2 separate regions of the Mus musculus genome follow, and region 1 is linked to region 2. A link is a loop called in an ENCODE intact Hi-C map of the cell type or tissue named here. Cell type or tissue: left cerebral cortex. All regions are shown on one strand. Each heading gives the region's core, and the rest is flanking DNA. Links, peaks and the distances in the headings are about the cores only.

What was found. A loop is a pair of places that touch in the nucleus more often than their neighbours do. Peaks named below come from ENCODE experiments on the same cell type or tissue, not always from the same donor. Only the 100,000 strongest peaks of a DNase experiment are listed, where the experiment ranks them.
Region 1: a loop joins it to region 2, with 2.0 times the contacts of the local background. A loop is called at or near these places in 2 of 42 quality-filtered maps.

The regions. Positions count from the first base shown.
Region 1 is chr11:74,672,346-74,676,738 of GRCm38, forward strand. It overlaps Pafah1b1 (platelet-activating factor acetylhydrolase, isoform 1b, subunit 1), which reads right to left. Exons shown (of 11, transcript NM_013625.4): 11 at 1,604-4,393. Among named protein-coding and RNA genes, the nearest start is that of Cluh, 25 kb to the left of the region's middle. In left cerebral cortex, for the core only: no CTCF peak of the experiment used is centred there; DNase peaks (open chromatin) are centred at 2,516 and 3,097; H3K27ac peaks cover 1,187 bases.
Region 2 is chr11:74,769,044-74,773,436 of GRCm38, forward strand. It overlaps Mettl16 (methyltransferase like 16), which reads left to right and starts at 1,820. Exons shown (of 10, transcript NM_026197.3): 1 at 1,820-1,941. In left cerebral cortex, for the core only: no CTCF peak of the experiment used is centred there; a DNase peak (open chromatin) is centred at 1,780; H3K4me3 peaks cover 1,484 bases; H3K27ac peaks cover 1,035 bases.

The sequences.
Region 1 (4,393 bases), core at 202-4,201, 97 kb before region 2:
AGTTATCAGGAAGCTGGAAGTGGTGGTATATGCTGAGGCAGGGCTATTGATGGAATTCAAGGATAGCCTGAGCTAGATACTGACCCGGTTTCAAGACTCCCAAAATGAAGGGCTATCTTACTGGCCTCTTCATACTGAGGAACTAATATAAAGTAGCCAAGTATGGTGGATGCCTTTTAGTCCCAGCACTTGGGAAGCAGACAGGTGGATCTCTGTGAGTTCCAGGCCAACCAGAGCTTACATAGTGAGACCCTGCATTTAAAATAAATAAATTTCCAACTACTGTCAGTGAAATGGTTCAGTAGAAAAAGGTACTTATTGTCAAATCTGACTCCACTTTCAATGGTAGAACGCATTCCCAAATAATCTCTGGCCTTACACTGTAGCATAAACACATGCACATAGTAATTTTAAAATTTAAAAACCAACTACTCTTTTTTTTTTTTTTTTTTGTCTTTCAAGACAGGGTTTCTCTGTGTAGCCCTGGCTGTCCTGGAACTCACATTGTAGACCAGGCTGGCCTCGAACTCGGAAATCCTCCTGTCTCTGCCTTCCAAGTGCTGGGATTAAAGGTGTGTGCCACGACAACCGGCCCAAAAGCCAACTATTTTCAGTGTTCATTGAGATGAGTGGGCAGTGACCACATGGGAAAGCAAAGACTGGGAATGTGGCTCCCTGATAGAAACCCCCCCTCCCCGACCCTGCCAGCACAGGAAGGGGTCAAAGGAGTATATATGTGTGGGGAGAAGGGGTTTGAATTCCAAGTCCTGCTCTGAGACATTTGACCTGGAGACACTTATCTTCAGCCTTGTTAGGCTAATCTGGAGGACATGTTCAAAAGGCTGCCTGTACTGGCTATTAGTATGTCTTGAGGTGGGGGGCTAGAATATACATGTCTAACGAGGATATGTTGACTCAGAAGCAGAAAATTGCTGCTAGCAGTTGAATTCATGTCTGCACAAGTTCTCACCAGACTAACCAGGAAGGAAGGATGCAGCCGGCATCCTGCACAGAGCTATCTCCCTGCCTTCAGGACAGAGGCCAACATGTGATCCACAACCAGTTTCCAAATTCACAACAGGATATGATATTTAAGTTAGAACTCCACCAGAGGGAAATCGGTCAGGTCTAGTAGAAAAACTGGCCAAGTACAGCCCTGCTTCTTTTGGTTGGGAAGACACCTTCCAACAGGAGGCACCAGCACGAGACAGAGCACCTAGAACAAAGTGAAGACTTACTCTGGTATATTTCATAAAACCTGACATTAAGGATGTTTATCTCCAAGGTAAGAGATGATAAATACAAAATGGGCAGGGCCCTCATCTCTGGAATTGAGTCTGTATCTCTAAGAGACAGTAAGTGTGCTTAGCTGTGCAGTGCAGTCAGTAGTTCTAGTTAGGCTCAAGCCTATGGCTACGAGAGACCTACCTACATGCTGCTCCCTCCAGATAAGGGGTAGACAACAGCAAAAGGCAGTGGTAGCACAGCTCTGTTGCTTATGGCCAACTAACATTCTTTCTGTTGCTGGTGCCCAAGTCTCACTTCCTGCCAAGATCAACACAACCTCACCCCCAATGACCATTGAAAAAAACCCCACCAGATCTAGTTTTATAGGCATTTAATAGTTTACCAATTGGTACAATAAGATTTTTAATATGCAGAAAACATGGATAAATTTTGTTTTACACAGTCTGAGAGCAACAAATCTTACTGTAAAACACAAGAGCAATATTATATACATTCCTTTACTGATTTTTAAAATTTTGTCGATATCTTCGGTGAACTCTTAACAATCTGGGAACTGTTTTCTCCAATGACCACCTCTGCAACGTTCATATGAAATCAATGTTTGCCTTCATGTCAGTGTCAGGACCGGCTTCTAACTCGTAGAGTTTGTGTTTATTTCTAACGTCTTCAGAGTGAGCTTTGGGGATGCCTGAAGGATAAGCAGGCAAGAAAGCAGCTACTTACATGATACAGTGAAAGGATAAAAAGGCCCGTCCAGTCGTGACTTGTGAGTCCAGCTTACCCCATCCCACCCAACCCAGCCCACTGGAAAAAACCCAAAACCTTTCTTGCAATTTTGCCCATGTTGCTTGTCTACCATGACATTCCTTTTTGCACCATCTAGATTAATCAACACACTGGGTTTATATACAGCTGGACAGGAAGAGTAACCTTTTCAAGTGCCTTTTCCTTCTATTTCAACTTGTTGCTTAAGGATTATCAAGCCACCACTGTCAACAAACAAAATGTCCTTATTTTTAAATAGTTTTTTTCTTTTAAATTAAAAAACAAACAACAAAAAAATAAACTTTAGTGAGTGGTATTATCTGGAAGTTCACAAAGAACAGAAAGAGGCAAACAGGAGACTGGGCTTGGTGAGCCTAAAGCCAAAGCTTCCAAAGGACTAATAGTGCATCACGGCCCGGGACGGCTTGCTAATACTAGTGATTGTGGGTAGTGCTCTGAGCACACCATTGGTCACACCACATGCAGACAGAACAGGACGGTCTTAGTCTCCTAAAGTGCAAGATGTCATGTGAAAAGCAACTATTCTTCAGGTCATGTCTACACAAACCAACCTGCAGCTTGCACTCTCCATGCGGTTAGGACTTCTTGGGCACGCTGTGCTATAGGTGGCACTGGAATGTCTGTTTACACACACAATCAACAACCATCCGAGTACACAATTCTATCAGCTTTTTATTTAGTAAGCAGCCAATCTGACTCAAGAAAGTAACAAAGCAGCAGTGAACCGCTAACCAATTCATAAAGTCCTCTACTTACAACCCAAACCAGTAACTTTATCATTGTCCTTATCCCAGGCAAGGCACAGGGTTAGACAGCAGACAGAGAAAACAGTAACATAAGAGTAAGGGCATCAACAGGGCAGTGTCAAACAACAGTGTGAGAAACCTTTGCAAATCCGATGCCAGATGTGGATGTTGCCCCGCCACCCTTCATTATTCAAACAGGGCTCGTTAAGTTTGGATCCAGCTGTGGACCATCCCTGAGATTCAATGTTTTCTGCTGCTTAAATGGATGATGTCTGGTAACTCAGCTAAGCAGCAGGCTGTGGCATTCTCCCAAGTAAGGACAGCTTTGTTACAGAGCACTCTCTCCTCCGTTGTCAGTGAGTCACTGCTGCAGGGGAGGAAACCCAGCAGCTTTGCTCCTCTACATTGGTACCATTCTTTATTGTTTCTATGAATGATGTCTAGATGTTGTGGCTTACCCTTAAACAATTCATGTTGCTACATGCTAAAACTGAATTAAAAAACAAGACATTTTAACACATACAAACAAATGTTAAGATGCACCATTTCTATGTATTTATATTCTTGAAATAGGACAGGAAATAGCAGCAAATGAGAACGAAGGTATTTTCTATAGCTTTTGGAGAAAAATCCAGTCAGAACAGCTAGGAGAAAAAGACTTCTTAATGTAAGCAGGGCTGTGAGGCAATGTTGTCCTAAAAGCCAACCTACAGTGTTGTTTATGGGAGTCACGATGGAGTTTTTGTCCTCAAAAATAACCACTTAATTCTCAAAACACTTTTCCTTTCTAGAGAAATCTCTGAGGAATATTAAGAACAAACAAGTGAACAAACAAAAGCACACAAGCTAGACAGTGAGCTTCTGTCAGAGCCTAATCTCTTGTGTATATCTACAGGACATTAATTCTCACCCTTTGTCCTTTCAGGAACCAAATTTCCATTCAATACTTAAAGGGATTTTTAAAAAATCTATTATACAAACGAATAAAATGCAGTCCAGAAAAAAAAAATTATCATTGTTAGACTGTCACTGTTATGTCATTGTTTCTGTTAACCTTTCAAATTGATTTTCTTAAAAAGAAAAAAAAGTTGATTAGCTAGGTGATAAATTCTTTATTAAAAATTGACAATGGAATAGTGTTCCAAAAGTCATGGGCAAAATTCTCTTAAACCTACTGTAGAAACTCTGGATCAAAATATACAGCCTATGAGGAATGCGTAACATGGTGACTGGCCACATTAGAGGGGAGAACAAAGGAAGTGACTTTCTCTTAGAAAAGCTCCTCAGAGTCAGAAACAGCAGAAGAGTTTAGCATGGCTGTGGTTGGTGTTCCCCAGCAAGATTTACTCTATGCGTAAGTTTTAGCACTTCTTCAAAAACTTAAGACCCAACAACATGGAGGTTATATGTGTGTGATATACATATATAGACATATCCACTTACAGATAGGCCCATATACTTATAAACATTTACATATAAACAAAACATGAGAAAAAAAAAACCCAGTATATTCTATGCACGCTTCATTACACCCTGTCACTTTTTTTTATAGCTTGTAAGTGAAACAGTTCGAATTGTTATCAGGGTCATGTTGGAAACTGTTCCTTCCACTC
Region 2 (4,393 bases), core at 101-4,100:
TTTGAGGCAAAGTCTGTCTGTGAGCGTGCAGCTTATACTTTTCTTTTCTTTAACGAATAAGCCCCAGGTGTGCCTTGCTCCTTATGTGGAGACTGGGGTCCAAATTCTGGTCTTCATGATTGTCCATCAAGTGTCTCGACAGCCCACATTTTATGGCTATGCTAATTTATCTACCCATAAATCTACACATCTATCTACCCATAAATCTATACATCTATCATAAATCTATACATCTATCTATCTATCTATCTATCCATAAATCTATACATCTATCTACCCATAAATCAATCTATCTATCTATCTATCTATCTATCTATCTATCTATCTATCTATCTATCTATCTATCTCTTCTTTGTGGTGTTAGTTTACACAGGCCTTTGCATTCTACCACTGATCTAGTGGTACACTGCCGCTTTGGCTTTTTGAGCAAGGTCTCATGTAGACCAGGGTGGCCTGGAACTTGATAGACAGTATAGGATGAACTCATACTCCAGCTTCAATATCCCAAATGCTTGGATTTACAGGCCTATAACACCATACTTAGGGTTAAATGAAGGAAAAATTGGGGGTAGGGCAATTGGGGGGGTATTAGCATAGCTAATAAAGTAGCCAAGGTCAGTGTGGTCTTGGTCCTGTTCTGCTTGGTCTGCAAGGTGGAGGGAAGCAACTGGGCTCCCTGAAGACAACTGTTCCTTCTGCAGCACATAGCTTCGTCTATGCAGGTAATTGCCCTCAGTGAGTACAGAGGAGGCATTCCCGTCCTTTGAGGCCTAGCATTGCTCTATAAAAGTATTTCTTGATCAGTCCTACTGTTCCAGGAATTCCAGGTGACTGACACAGACAATCTGAAAACACCCTTTGGCCAATCTGGAACAGAACATCGTACAAAACTGACAACGAAATGCCTATTGGTGGGGAGGCAGAGGCATTTCTGAGTTCAGATTTCTGAGTTCAAGGCCAGCCTGGTCTACAAAGTGAGTGCCAGGACAGCCAGGGCTACACAGAGAAACCCTGTCTCGAGCAAACAAACAAACAAACAAACGCACGCCAGGATTTTATCCTTTTGCTTCGTGAGTCCAGATTCAATGCTTTTTTTAGCCAAATCAGTTTCTTTAAAAAAAAAAAATAGAATTTAAAAAGAGGTTTACCTTTATGTGTATGGCTGTTTGCCTCCATGTTTGTGCACCACGTGCACGTGTGCCTTCCAGAGGGCACTTAGGGACTAGAGTTACAGCTGGTTTCGAGTCACCATATTGGGGCTGGGACTCGAACCTGGGTCTTTTGTTAGGGTAGCCATTTCCCCGTCCCCTATCCCACCCAAAACAGTTTCTAAGTACCAGTTATTTACCCATCTCACAGGTTTATCTGTAACTACTGTGTCATCACACAGATTTGCTGTGCACTTAAGTGTTAATTGCCATCAAACCCATCTAGCCTTCCTATTTCCTGTCCAAGACTAGATTTAGTACTATTTAGTAAGGCTGGGGAGAGCTGAAGAAAGCTACATTCAAAACAAAGGAAAACAAACGTTTACAACTTGGTGGGGTAGCCCATCCCTGTAATCCCAGCACCCAGAAAGGCCAGGGGAGGAGGGTAGTTCCAAGTTCCTGGCCGGGCTCCATCACATAGCTGCATGCCAGCGGACTAGTGAGGTCTTCTCCATCCGCTAACCTAAGAAGACTCCCGGCCGACCACACCCCCAAACCTGGGTGAAAACTCACCGCCGTCTCCAAGTATCGCGATAGTTCCTTCTTTCTTTAGGCTAAGTCAAAAGTCTCGCGAGAGTAGTCTGTCCAGTCACGGCGCGGATTGGCTGCGCAAGATGGCGGCGCGCTTGGAGCGTAGCATCTGCGTTTCCAGGAGCTTGGCTGTGTGAGTGGTGTGGGCTTGGTGATTGCGGGCCTGTCCGCACTCCGTCCGCCTGCTCCATTGGCCTGCGAGGTGCGTGGTTCAAAAATCTCTTATCCGGTTGCGCACAAGGATCGCCTAAGAAGCGGCTCACCTGCTTTTCTCCTCCGGTTCTCGGATCCTTGGGGGCTTACCGCTGGGTCAGAAGCCGGGGACCCGGGCGGGTGTGCGCGAAGGCCGGCGGTAGGTGGGAGGAGCTGGAGGAGAGATGGCCTCGTCCCTCGCCTAGGCCAATGCTTAGAGAGCGCTGAAACCCAGGGGAAGAAGGTGTGGATGAGCCGGGGAAGTGGCGGAGGAGAAGTCAAGTTTGTGAGGTGGGGGCGTGAAGAGAAAACGGAAGTGTTGGGGTCTAGGTGGGAGACATCTGTTGAGTTTTCTGTTCCTCCTAAAAACTTAAAAAAAACAAACCCACAAAACAGTTTGTAGGTGTAGGTGTTTTGCCAGCCTGGACGTCTGTGCAGCACGTGCACAGTGCAGGCAGAGGCCAGAAGAGGGTTGTGTCATGGCACTAGGTGAGCAGCCATACGGGTGCTGGGAATCGAGCCCTGGTCCTTTGGAAGACCAGCTGGTGCTCTTGAACGCTGGTCTGTCTCTATTGCCTCCATAGTTTGACATCATAAAAGCCAAATTTAGAGTATCCTATAAGCTTCAGTTTTAGAAGAAATGATGTGTGAAGAGATAAAGGCCAAGAGAAACCCAGGAAACATGAAGTTTTAAAGAGGAAAGAAGGCTGGCCTAGAGGTCTTTTGGGTTTTGGACTCGCTCCGATGAGCCTTTTTTTGTTATTGTTGAGACTCAACTGGGCTGCCCATTCAGAAAGAGAATGCTGTGTGTGTCTCACACAGATGGAAAGTATTTCATAGTTATTTCCTTTATTTTCTTTGGTGTTGATGACTGAGCCCAGGCCTTGCACGTGCTAGACACATGCTCTGTCACTCGGAGCTAGATCTCCTGGTGACTTCATATTCTTCCCAGTCAACCAACAGTTGAGTGCCTCCCCTTACAGGCCCTATTTTGAGTATTGGGGTACAGCAGGGAACAAATATGTTCCCTCATGAAGTTTACTGGTAGGGAAGGTTTTTTTTTTAATTAAAGCAAATGTGTGGGGAATGCCAAGTGAGTAAATTTCAAAGACAGAAGGTGGGCGGGAGGCTGGAGAGATGGCTCAGTGGTTAAGAGCACTGACTCTTCTTCCTGAGGTCCTGAGTTCAATTCCCAGCACCCACATGGTGGCTCATGACCATCTGTAATGGGGTCTTATGCCCTCTTCTGCTGTGTCTGAAGACAGCTACAGTGTACTCATATACAAAAAATAAATAAAAGCTTAAAAAAAAGAAAAATAAAGTGTGCGTTCCAGTCACTGAATGTTTTAGTGACTTGCTCAAGAAGATATAAATAAGATGGCATTTGACCAAAGGCTTAAAGGTGGGGATATGTTCAGTGTCTGTACACTTCACTGGGGAGTGTAAGCCATGCCACCTGAGCGGCAGCAAGTGCCAGTCCAGTGTGGTGGTGCAAGCTGGAATCACAGCACTCAGAGGACATGGGATTCTAGACTACTAGCCTTGCCTACAGAGTGGGTTCCCAGTGAGCCTGGGCTACTGGAGACCTTGTCTAACAGCAAGAACAAAAAGACAAGTACAGCTAGTCCTGAGGCACTTGATTGGGCAATGGCTCTTAGGCCAGTGTGGGAGGAACAGAGTAAACTGGTGCTAGCAGACATTCACTTAACTTTGAGGAATGGGGTGGATAGGCAGATAGAAATCCAGAAGTTAGTCATCTCGGGTGTAGCAGTCCTTGATAGAGCACATGTGAGATACTGTGTTAAATTCCCAGTTGAAAAAAATTTTTTTAACAAAAGTTAAAGAATCAAACGGAGTGACTTTGTTGAGTATGTCTGTTATGACCTGAATGGATAGTGTAGAAAAATGAACGGAATTGGCCAAGGTTGTAATTGAACTTGGGTCACATGTTCAGAGTACGTGCCTGTAAACTCTGTCCTCTTTAATGTGCTGCAGAGTCCTAGTGCATCAGTATCTCTTGGACTTGTTAGAGAAGGGCCTACTTTTTGTCCGGCATTACATGGAAGAAAACCATTACCCTCTGATATTCTTGGGGCCTGGGGACTGCCCTTGGTTTATGCTTTTTACTCCTATGTCTGTAAGGGGCATTTGAATATTAGGGAATTAAAACTGCTATATAGTGAGCGTCTACCATTTTGTATGTGTGTGTGTGTAATCCTGGAGACTGAACCCAGGGCCTTGAGCATTGTGGGCAAGTGCTCTGCTAATAGCAATATCCCCTTAAGGGGTGGGCCAGCAAACTGGACTTACTTTGCTGCTATTTGTGTGTGTTTGTTTCTGAGGCAGGGTCTCGCATTGTAGCCAGACTGGCTGTGTAACCCAGACTTGTTACAAGCTTCTGCTGATCCTGCCTCTGCTTCTCCAGTACCGGTGTTACCAGCATGAGTGTTTTCCCCCAGCGC